2 separate regions of the Mus musculus genome follow, and region 1 is linked to region 2. The links are chromatin contacts, found by Hi-C in ENCODE. All regions are on one chromosome and are shown on one strand. The core of a region is the stretch at or near the end of the contact, and the rest is flanking DNA. Distances in the headings are between cores, read along the strand shown.

Region 1 (6,257 bases), core at 671-3,170, about 17 Mb after region 2:
AGTCTTGGCACTCAGCAGGCAGAGGTGTATGAATCTCTGAGTCGGAAGCCAGTATGCTCTGCACAGTCAGTTCCAGGACAGCCAGGGCTCCACAAAGAAACCCTGTCTCAAAATACAAAACACGGGCTGGAGAGATGGCTCAGCAGTTAAGAGCACTGACTGCTCTTCCAGAGGTCCTGAGTTCAATTTCCAGCACCCACATAGTGGCTCACAACCGTCTGTAATGGGATCTGATGCCCTCTTCTGGAGTGTTTGAAGACAGCTACAGTGTACTTACACATAATAAATAAATCTTAAAAAAAAAAAAAAGAACTCAGGTTGTGCTTGGTGGCTGCCAGCTGCTATTCTGGAACTAGGAAGGAAACACAAGGATAATCTAACAGCTAACATAATGCCCTCCCATAGACATACATGAGAATGAAAGGTAAGTAGATTAATTTTGGACATATCCACTAAGAATATAAAATCTGGGGTCTGGAGAGATGGCTCAGTGGGTAGGAGCACTGACTGCTCTTCCAAAGGTCCTGAGTTCATATCCCAGCAACCACATGGTGGCTCACAACCATCAGTAATGAGATCTGATGCCTTCTGGTGTGTCTGAAGACAGCTACAGTGTACTTATGTATAATAATAAAATAAATCTTTTAAAAAATAATATAAAATCTGTGTCCGTGCCCTTCCCCTCATCCTGCTTATTCAAGGCCATTGTAGAAGGAAACAGAAAGTAAAGAACTTGCCCAAGGTTGCACTACTAAATGGCAGAAACACACTTTGAATTCATCCAGCCTAACTTTAGAGAGCAAGACTTCAAACTGCCTTCACACTGACCTGCTTTTTTAAATGTGTTACGCTCTTGAGACTTAATTCACCCCCCCCCTAGAGAGCTCTTAAAGAGTTTCAAGCAGCTGCTACATTATTTTTTCTTTATTTTTCCATAGTGTCCTTTTTCTCTTGTTTTCTCTGCCAAGAGAACCGATGGTGGAAGGGGCTGGAGAAATAGCTCAGCAGTTAAGGATATTGGTTGCCCTTCCAGAGGACCCAGGTTCAATTTCGATTCTCCATGTGACAGCTCACAACCATCAGTTCCAGGCTATCTTGATGTCAACCTTGGCGGCGGTTTCTTTATCTGTAAAATAAATATCTGAGAACACCAGGCACACATGTAGCGCACAGACATACATGCAGTCAAAACAACCATACACATATATTAAAAATACTTAAACTAATTTTAAAACAACAGATGGAAAACGAAGATAGCAGTTTGACTCAAAGGCTGGCCCGATCTTTTGTCCAGTATGGGTTGGCAAAACAGGCAATGCCATCCTTGTTTACAGAAATGAAATCTAAATCAGAAAGTTTTAAATGACTGGGCAAATCGCTTCTCGTCGGCTGGTGGGGTAGTGGCTTATTTTGTTTGGTTGTTTTTTTTTTTTTTTTTTGTCGTTGTTTGTTTTAATTAAAGTTTTTGCTTTTTTTTTTTTTTTGAGACAAAGTCCTAAGGTTTCCTTCGCCTCTTAAGTGCTGGAATCACAGACATGGCCTGCCACGCCCAGCATTTAGTACTTTTTTGTTTATTGCTTCCTTTTTTTAAACAGGCAACCTTGGCGGCGGTTTCTTTATCTGTAAAATGAACCGACTGAACTACATATTTCTTTTTCAACCAAACAATTCTTATTCTGGACTTGCTCAGTTAGGAAGGAAAGTCAGTCACCTGAATCTCTCCGGGAAGGTGATCTGTCGTTTCCAAGCAACCGGGAGCAAAGAAGGGTTGCGTCACTCCTGGCAGGGGCGGGGTTGGAACGAGTACCGCGAGGCAGCGGAACCAACTTTGCAGAATCCGGGAACGTCTTTTTGCGGCGGACCGGGCAAAGGAAGTGTACTGCACCATTTAGGGTCCCCGCGCCCGGCTCCTTCGCGGTCACTCAAGGCAGTGCAGCGTCAGGAAGAGCCGAACCTCTGAGTTTCTGGAGAGCTGTAGCAGCGGTCTGAACGTCCAGACCGGGTTGTTCCGGGGCCGGACTAGACGGGCTGATTTTAGCTGCTCATCTTTGCACCGCGCAGCCCCTTGTCGAAGCAGATGATGTCTTGGGCTGCCGCCAGCCTGAGAATGACCGCTGTCCCGTGCTTTCGTGTGCGATGCCTCGGGTTCCGCGTGGGTCCTTGGGGCGCCTCCCAGCATGCAAACCCCGGCTGTGGTGCAGCGCCACACAGGACGCTGCATGTCAGCGCGACGGCCTCGGCGGGACACAATAAGTGGTCTAAAGTCCGGCACATCAAGGGCCCCAAGGACATGGAAAGGAGTCGAATCTTCTCTAAACTCACTCTCAGTATCCGCCTGGCGGTTAAAGGTGAGAACCTGGTAGTCCTCACTGCTGGTCACTGAAGCTCTTTAGGTGCCTAAGGCTTCATTTAGGACCGTCCCCCCAACCCCCAGTTGTCATAATTGTCCTACTCATAACCCTCAAAGCACTTACTTACACTGGATATACCTGTTTTCCTTTTCAAAGACCTTCAGAGACCCGCCCTTAGATAAAAATGACTTCATCTAAGGGTATAGTTAGAAGGTACTTCATAGAAATACGCCTTAAGAAAGTGTGGCAGCGCGGCCGGCTTGCCCGATTTCCGCGAGTTGGTTCTGTCGGTGCCGGTCGCGGGTTCCCGTGTCGTTCCGGTCTTTTTCCGCTCCCGAACCTTTGTTTTATTTTGCCGGGCGAGGTGGCGCATGCCTTTAATCCCAGCACTCAGGAGGCAGAGGCAGGCGGATTTCTGAGTTCGAGGCCAGCCTGGTCTACAAAGTGAGTTCCAGGACAGCCAGGGCTACACAGAGAAACCCTGTCTCGAAAAACAAAAAACAAAAAACAAACAAACAAAAACAAAAAACAAAAAAAGAAAGTGTGGCAGAAGCCGGAGGCCTCGAACCAGACCAATAATTCATGGCAATGGACATTTGCAAGTGAAGCTGTTTGGACAAAAGAATATCCAGTGTGACACTCCACAACACCGCAGCTTCTGCTTCTACATCAGGGATGGGTTTGGTTTGGTTTTGTTTAGGGGAGGGAGACTGCAAGCGTGGAGAGGATGGATCTGGAGGGATGACAGGATCAGTGTGAGATTGGGGTGCATGATGCGAAATTCACAAAGAATCGATTTAAAAAGTTAAAGATATTTATCAAATAAAATGACTGGAAGAGGGAAAAGGAAAAAATAAAGCATAAAGAGTCAAGTCAGGGCTTGGAGAGATGGCTGGGCGGTTAAAAGCACTTGCTGCTCTTGCAGAGGACCTGGGTTTGTTTCCCAGCACCCATGTGACATCTAACAACTACCTTAAACTTCAGTTCCAAGGTACCCAATGTTCTCTTCTGGCCTCCTCAGGCACTGCATGCATCATGCATGCAAGCACATGAGCAGGTCTTGTAAGGAAGAAAGAGAAAGAAAGTGCCTTTCTTGAAGGGACTAACCATGCGCTCTGCAGCTGCTTCTACTACCACTGAAGGTTGGGACAGGCATGCTGAGACAAGCCATTTCTCGCTTCCTTTTCCCTCATCAGAGCTCCTAAGACATTTCCTTGGAAAGTCAGTTTTGGAACCATGCGTCGCTTCAGTGATTCTCACTTCGGTGTCAGGCTGGTAGAAGTAGAGGGGGGAAAATCCTATGAAAAGTGTGGACCTGGAGTTAGGAAGATGTGAACGATGTATTGGCTAGGTTGATTCAATGCCCTTCAACCCGTGGCTTAACTACTGAATTTTAATTTTCTGTAAAGCAAGGACAATACCCACTTTGAGGTGGCTTGCGGCATGCAAAAGGCAATAAGCTAATGTTAATTTATCCCTACAACTTGTGTCTGATGCTTCTCTTTGCTTCCTTTTCTAAGGAAGTTTTGATTTAACCAACATTATTTTTGACCCAGGAGGGGATACTACAGAGAACATCCTGTATAGTCCCCCTCCCCCAGAGGCTGAACAGAGGCTGAGCCCAGTCCTATGTGAGCACTTCAGGGAGTGCATTAACTCAGACAGTAAGAGCAAGTATCTTAACACTCAACTGTTTCAGCTGACAGAAATGGAGTTTGCTGAAACCCTGCAACATGATAACTATCCCTCAAGACAGACTGAATTAGGAACTTCTTATCCAGGTTGGGTTTCTAGCCCAGGCATAAAGCCCAGTGTTCAGCATGGATGAGGCCTTGAATTCCATCGCCTGTACCCACCAATAAAGAAACTTCTTCCCTAAAATAGTTCTCCTTATTCCAATAGAATCACTAAATCAAGTACTTTCTGTTTGTTTGTTTGTTTGTTTGTTTGTTTATGACAGAGTCTCACTCTTTTTTTTTTTTGTTTGTTTGTTTGTTTGTTTGTTTTGAATCATGGTTTCTCAATGTAGCCCTGGCTGACCTGGAATCTGCCTCTGCCTCCTGAGTGCAGGGTTTGAAGGTGTTCAGCACCATGTCCAGCCAGAATCTCACTCTTAACTGAAACGGACCCAGAACTCATTATGTAGTTCACATGCTGAGCCTCTGGAGTGGTGGGGTTACGGGTGTGCGCCAATATGCTTATCTAGATTAAATACTGTGTGTGTGTGTGTGTGTGTGTGTGTGTGTGTGTGTGTGTTGTGCCAGCCACAGCACACATGGAAATCAGAGGACAACTTTATTTTTGTTTTGTTTTGTTTTCGAGATAGGGTTTCTCTGTGTAGTCCTGGCTGTCAACTCACTTTGTAGACCAGGCTGGCCTCGAACTCAGAAGTCCGCCTGCCTCTGCCTCCCAAGTGCTGGGATTAAAGGCGTGCACCACCACAGCCTGGCAGAGGACAACTTTCTGAAGCTGATTCTCTCCTTCCTCCTATGAGTAGATTGTAGGGATAGACCTTAGGTCACTAGGCTTGCACATTAGGCAATTTTACCACCATCTCTCTGGCTTTTTTATTTTTAATTCAGGGCTCTTTCTAGCCTAGAGTTTACCAAATAGACAGCCTAGCTGGCTAGTGGTCACAGGATCTGTATCTGCCTGCCTGGTTCTGGGATTATAAACTGGTGCTGGCATTTTCTTATATGTGGGATCTAGGGATCAAATTCTGATACTTTTGTCCTCTGCCAGGCTGTGGTGGCACACACCTTTAATCCCAGCACTTGGGAGGCAGAGGCAGGCGGACTTCTGAGTTCGAGGCCAGCCTGGTCTACAAAGTGAGTTGACAGCCAGGACTTTACACACCTCATTATAATGTTAGTATTCTGACAAAGAGTCATTTCTCATTGCTTTGGGGTTGGAGAGGGTGGAAACCACTTGTTTCTCCTATACTGTGGTGAGAGGCTTTTGATCATTCTTCTCTCCTTATCCAGAGGGAGGCCCTAACCCTGAGAACAACAGCAGCCTGGCCAACATCTTAGAGTTGTGTCGCAGCAAGAATATGCCCAAGTCAACCATCGAGTCAGCACTGAAGACAGAGGTGTGTCCTTAGACATTATTCACCACAGCCCCCAGAGAGTATATGTTTGGAAAGCCACCACAGACTCCTTAAATTGTCAGGGGGGAAGGGTAGGAACATGGCTGACAAGTTCAACCCAGAGACCTTTGGGGATTCTCTACCCTTGGCCTTTAGTTAGAGTAGTGGTTCTCAACCTTGCTAACTCTGTGACCCTTTCATACAGTTCCTCACGTGTTGGGGACCCCCCCCCCCAACCATAAACTTATCTCGTTACTACTTTATAACTGTAATTTTGCTACTGGTATGAATTGTCATGTAAATATCTGTATTTTCTGATGTTCTTAGGCAAGCCCTGTGAAAGGGTCATTTGCCCCTGCAAGGGGGTTTAGACCCACAGGTTGAAAACTGGTGGGCTGGAGGCCCATGACCAGGATAGGCTAGGTAGACAGCATGGAGACCTATACAGTGGAGAGCTGCATTAGAGTAGAAAGAACAGGTAAGACTGGGGAAAGCCCTGACATTAGGTTGGAATAGGGATTGTTTTTCTTTTCAAATGTTTATGTCTAAAGAAGGAAAGCCAGTGAAAAGAGAGGTTAAGGGCAATGATGACAGTGGGAGGTGTTGGCCTCCAACACGTCTTTCTCCGGAATAGCTAGGAATTTGACGAGTTAAGAGTATCTTCTTGTTGTTTTAATTTGAAATAGTGTGTGTGTGTGTGTGTGTGTGTGTATGTGTGTGTGTGTGTGTATGTGTGTGTGTGAGTGTGTGTATGTGTGTGTGTATGAGTGTGAGTGTGTGTATGTGTGTGTGTATGAGTGTGAGTGTGTGAGTGTGTG
Region 2 (6,079 bases), core at 3,472-5,971:
CCAGTCTAGGTCCAGCAATAGGCTGGGAAACATAGGCATCCAGACTCTCCCTGAACTGGAAAGAAACCAGTGGAACGAAGTGTGTCTTTCTCTGGAAGAGAACACACTTTCGGGAGCCGTCTGGAGAAAGATGGGCCAGTGGGCTGCTGATACTCAAATCATTAAATGACTCAACTTTCCAGAAATAAAAGGTGTCACAGTGGGAAATTCTCCATCTTGAATTCTCATTCTGGCTTCATCAGAATAAAGCCAAGGATCAGGAAACCAATTAACTTTGGAGCATTTCTTTAAAATGACAAGGCTCTCCCTTCACCAAGTCCAGTCATTACTAATTTCCTGCTTTCCACGCCCTGATCCTTTGCACCACACTGTGAAACTGCAGAGAGTCCAGGAAGGTCTAAGAACCCTTAGAAGAGCCCAAGGAGGGAGGGGCCCTTCTGGCCAGAGTGACTGCTAGCTTAGGGACTCCATCCAAGTTAAACCCATGCAGACCAGGAAGAGGCCAAGGGAGCCTGGACACATGAGATGACTCTTCTAAGGCCAGACTCTAGGCCAACAACAGCCACTGCAATGTCCCAGTCATTTGGGGATCCCCCACACCTTCCCCACCCTGCCCTCAGCCCCTCAATAAAATGTCCCAGAATCACATCATGCATGAGCACAGAGGAGCAGGAGGAGTCACACCATGCAGCCTGGCGGGCAAGGCCATGCACACAGGGTCCCATGAGGAGCAAGGACACCTAGAAGCCTCCATTCCTGTCTGTCTCCCTTCTCTTCTCCAAGGCCCTAAGGTCCTATTTCTCTCCAACTCCCCCCCAAACCCTGTGTCTAAATCAAAGAAGAGATGGAGTTCTTGGTTCAGAAATCAAAACACACAGTAGCTCTGCCTCGTTCAGTGTTCCACTGATGTACATTTTGTGGTTTCAGCTCCTACAGTCAACACTGGCCCAAAGATAATACATGAAAAATTATAGAAACGACTCATAAGCTTTAAATAACTATTAGGACAGTGTATTCTAAAAATTAACCAGTTTTATTCATTGTTAAATCCCTACTAAATTTATAAAAAACTGTATATACTGTATAAGACATCTGAGGATGTTTCCATGTTTTCAGGCATCTGAGGATCCCCCACGGGAAGGAGGGGTCTACTATAAATAGAACTGGTGGCCATAGATTTCTTTACTGGGAAAAATATGAAAAAGGGAGGTCCCCAAAAAGAGATGGTAGGCGGCCCACGACCTCACACAACTGCTGAATCTCAGAAGTAGGCTGGTAAGGAAAAAACCTTAGTTCAACAACACAGTTAATAAATCAGGCTAAGAAACTCGAACCTTCTTGGGCTCCTTCAGATGCCTTCCATGGTTTAAGGGTGAGAGGGAGCCACTGAATGAGAGCACAACTCGTATTAGACCTGCTTCCCTGTGTCCCCTCACTCACCTACCTACTCATTGCATCAACACAAACTGTGGTCCGGCACTGACCTGGTCAGTGGGGACGCCAGGACTCATATGAAGAAAAAACCCAGGCTAGAAGGTTCCGAAATGGGAAGGGTAGGAAGTTGAGAGTCTGTTTTGAAGCTACACGAGCACCCTGACTTTGCTAGAATGGCACACTGATTTGCAGAATGGAAGGTATTCATATAGACCAGAGCGGGGCCAAGCCCCTGTCCCACCATCCTGTGACTGAGACACCAAGTGAGCAGAGGTGACTTCTGTGGCTGCTATTGGTGTAACCCTCCCAAAAGAAATTATGGGGCTGTGGTGCCCACACTCAACCAGCCCCTCCAGAACCATCCTCCATAGAATGAGGTTTGTGGTCTCCCAGACTCCCCAGCTTCTGTGTGGTCCTGGCTAGCAGATGTCGGCATCCAGAGAAGGATAGAAGAAAAGCTGAGGCTGGGCAGTAGGGTCCAATCCCTGCTTGCTGGGCTACCTGCCTCTTCTCTGCACTCAGAGCTCCTTTATGGAGTTCTCTCTATAACCCAATTCTAGCCATGGCCTTTTTGGCAAAGGGGCTGTGATTACTCCGCACTACTGGACTTAGCATCACTCTTCGGGGAGCACCAACCCCTATCTCAACCTCATAAACCGTGCAGGTGACCTGTTCTATGAGTCACATGCACCCTGCTGGCACCCTGGCTAACACGAGGCAGTTAGTGAACGAAACCTCATAAGCACTATGGGTGAAGAAGACATGAAGAACAAATGAGGCAGAGGAGGAGGGGCTAAAGGCCTGGGATGCCTAGGCCAAGAGGCAGAAGAGGAGGGGAAAAGGGAAGGGGGATGCCTAAGCCAAGAGGCAGAGGAGGAGGGGCTAAAGGCCCGGGATGCCTAAGCCAAACAAGAGGCTGAATATAAGTGTGCCCAGGTCAGGGAGTCCCTTCAGCAAGGACACAGAGGCTTCCCCACCCAGCAAAGCTAAATGGTGGGTGTGAAGAGAAGTGGCTGGAAAGGAAGGTACTGTGTGACCATGAGCCTTATAGGCAGAGCTATCAACTATCCTGGAGCAGTCTCTGAGGGCCAATTGCAGGGTGAGGCCAGCCAGGACCCCTATGTTTCCAGATACATCACTTTCTTGGACATACTAGAAACTGGCATTCACTCAGGACAAATAAGCATAAGCCGTAACAAGGCTATTCCACAGCTCTGCGCCTGGAATTGAAGTCAGAAAATAACATAAAAGCTATCAGACCATGAAATATGGTTCATGGCACTAGCCTCCTCTGAGTGGGCACGTGCAGGTGCACGTACACACACACACACACACACGCCCTGGCACTGTTTACAGGCACTGGAGCATTCACAATCTCAGGTGGAAACACACCAGTCATTAACAGGAGATTTTGCTAAGATTATACCCAAAATAACTATCATTGGAAAACATAAAATGCTTAATACCAAACGCTTCCATATGGTTTGTTTATAATTTCCATGGCACCAGCCAGCAAGAATTCACTAAGAGGACAGCCACCGAGTCACTCAATGCTTAATTCTTCTCAATGGGCATCAAAGGAGATACGGTCAGGTATTATTGGATTCTGGACGGCCCCTAGGTTTGAAAAGTCACATTTTTGGCTTCTTACACACTCCTTTGGGTTTCTAAATATACGTGTTCCTCAAATTAGCTTCAAAAGGCCTAAAGGGAAGTATTTTCTACCGTTCATCTGCTCAGTTTGGCCAGCAGTAACTACATGCAGACAGGCAAGCGGCAAATCAGGCACACCTGTGCACCAACTTGATGATTGTAATAAAAACTGATACAAAGTGGTCTCTTTGTCTACTTACGTATTTATAGCACTGTTATGCACTCCACAGTACTTGGACACAAATGTATACAGCTCACCCTGGTAAAGCCCCTCTTTGCAGAGCTTTCTCTTCCTTTCCTCTCCCCCTGGTCTGTCAAGAGCCTTCCCGTAAATTCTCTGATCACTGTCAATTCTCTGATCACTGTCGGGATCTCTCATAAATGTTAATTAGGAAGAAGATTTAAATGTTGCCCCCCAGCTGTGCTACACGAAGAACGCCTACATCTCCAATGCTCTCCCTGCTAAGCTACAGTCTCTACAACTGTTCCCCCTTCTCTGACCAGCTCAAGGACACATACTCCTATCCTCGCAGTACATATGGACCCCCCCCCCCCCGGTTTCTGAATCAGAAGCCAGACAGCATTGGTCATCAAAAGGAGAGGAAGTAGGTGGGTTGAGGAGCGGGTGACTGATAGTCATTGAACTGGTTTCCAGGGTGGCATGAGAAAAAAAGGAGTAATTGAGAGCCATAAGGAAGGACCACCGTGAGACAGACTGTTCCAGTAACTCCAAGGTTTCTCTGTACCCCCAAATATCTCCTTTGGCCTTCTAGCAAGGACAAGAAGACATTGGACTGGAAATGACGTTTGTAGCCCTTCATGTGGGCTGGAGACATACAGGCAACACCTCTAACAGTTAACACCAATGAGCAATAGCAGACCCATCCTGACTGAAACGGTGGTGGTGGCAAAACAGGGAGAAGCCACAATACTGAGAAAGGAGGTGACCTGGAGTACAGAGGAAAAAACCAACTGAGTCATGTTATTTCTCCATTAGGTGACTTCCCTGAGTCTTATCAGTGGCCTCTAGTCTCAGAGGACAACTCAGGCATTAACTGTTACCTGCCCACCTCCTGTGACTCTCAGTCCCTGGTCTAACTAAGAGGCCCACACTTGGGACCCTGGGAATGCCCAAGCTTGCTGCAAGTACCAGGAAAGTGCCCAGGCATACCAACAACGTACCATGTGGGGGAATAGATGGTTCTTTCCTACAGCAATGCCCACCTATTCCCCTTCTATATTACAGAGTCAGTACCCACAAGTCATTGAGAAAATGTGCAGCAAAGCTTAGAGCAGCTATACACACCCCTGTGCACACGGCTGTGAGCTGCAGGAAGAAGGGACCAAACGGGCCTTCTGTTCACCAGCGCTGAGCCACATGCAGGGCCTGGGCTAAGGATGGTGCAGTGACCAGAAGAAGAAAGTACAGTCAGACTAGGAATTCAACACACTAAGAAAGTCCAAAGGACAGCTTGGGTGACTGGTGGAAGAACTGACCATTAGCAATGCTATTCTCCGATAATGGCACAGAAGCAGCTACTGTGGGAAACCAGAGACAAACATCCCCTGCCAAGGGAGAAACCATGGACAAATGCCCGCTCCTCTGCTTCCAGCAACGGTGTTGGTAAAAAAAACTGCAGGACATCCCAGTTACAGTCACGCAGACAGAATGACCCCAATTAGAGAGCCCAGAATGGCAACACCACAAGTGGAAAAGTCAGAGCTCTGCCACACTGCCTGCAAAAGCGGCTCCTACAGTACAGAGACAGGTCAGAGAGCAGTGTGACCCAGGCAGGCCTGGGCATAGACCTGTTTCTTTCCTTCACTTAGAATTCCTACAGGCAGATGAAGCACTGGGCACACTCTCTGCTTCTTCCCCCTTTTAAGACAGAACCTCCTGGTAGCCCAGATTAGTGTCAAATTCATTATGTAGCTGGGGGTGACCTTGAACTTCTGATCCCCCTGCCTCTGGGATTGCAGGCATATACCAGCTGGTTTCTGTTGACCTGATGATTAAACCCACAGAACTGTGCACGCTAGGCAAGCACACTACCAGCTAAGCTCCCAGCCCTGCATTCATTGTATCAAAACAATGGTTAAGGTCATTTTTAAAAAGGTATCGTGGAATATAGGTCCCATAATTCAAATACTGATAGGCTGACATGGCTTGAATTCCTTTTATACACAGGACACTTTGTAAAAAATGTCCAATTCATGATTCAAACAAGAACGAGACATGACCTGGTCTTGAAGCCAGACATGCTGCTGCAACCCTGTGGCTTAGTACTCTAGAGCCACAGGCAGAAGGATGGCTACAAGTTTGGAAAGGCTACAGGGTCAAAGGTGGCAGAGGCAGGCTGATCTTTATGAGTTCACACAGAAACACAGGCCAGCCTGGTGTACAGAGTGAGTTCCACGATAGCCAGGGCCACACAGAGAAACCCTGTCTCAGAAAAACAAATGAACAAAGACTTGGAGAGGTGGCTTGGCAGTAAAGAGCATCTGCGGCTTATTGAGGACAGAGTTCAGTTCCCAGTACCAACATCCAGTGGCTCACAACCACCTACAACTCCAGCCCCCAGCGACCCAACGCCCTCTCCTGGCCTCTGAGAACACTGCACTCATGTGTACAAAGCCCCAAACACATACACCTCAGGAAAAATAAAACAAATCTTTTTATCAAAAAGAATTCACATAAAATGGGGTACTTCAAGGCTATTTCAAATGGTTGTCATTTTTACACAACTTTCCAAGAAATACAGGTGGATATTAGAGAGTAGCAGCAGGGTCTCATTTACAGGAATGATCTTAAGTTTTCTTTTTAAATGTTCTTAAGGGCCAGTGAGATGCTCAGCAAGCAAAAGTGTGCAAGCCTGGAGACCTGAGTTCATCCCCAGAACCCTCGATGGGGGCAGAAATGACTCCAGGAAGTTATCCTCTGACCTTCACATGTGCACCCAGGCACTAATGACCTCACAGGCAGGCAGGCAGG

What was found. Hi-C counts contacts between places; a loop is a spot of excess contacts on that map.
Region 1: a loop to region 2 is called in a map of T-helper 17 cell, with 18 times the contacts of the local background. The contact joins the promoter of Taco1 here to the enhancer-like site in region 2. A Hi-C loop is called at or near these places in 2 of 37 maps with a recorded cell type or tissue (T-helper 1 cell and T-helper 17 cell).

Annotation. Positions count from the first base shown.
Region 1 is chr11:106,064,171-106,070,427 of GRCm38, forward strand. Taco1 (translational activator of mitochondrially encoded cytochrome c oxidase I) reads left to right here and starts at 1,921. Exons shown (of 5, transcript NM_027346.2): 1 at 1,921-2,348; 2 at 5,336-5,442. The coding sequence starts at 2,078. Taco1os (a long non-coding RNA gene) reads right to left here and starts at 1,871. Exons shown (of 3, transcript XR_003949781.1): 1 at 1,712-1,871; 2 at 1-1,126.
Region 2 is chr11:88,634,395-88,640,473 of GRCm38, forward strand. All of the region lies in intron 5 of Msi2 (musashi RNA-binding protein 2), which reads right to left. Among named protein-coding and RNA genes, the nearest start is that of 0610039H22Rik, 18 kb to the left of the region's middle. Within about 2 kb of position 4,722, at least 1 of the 3 ENCODE cell types and tissues checked has a DNase peak (open chromatin) inside an H3K27ac peak, as active enhancers do.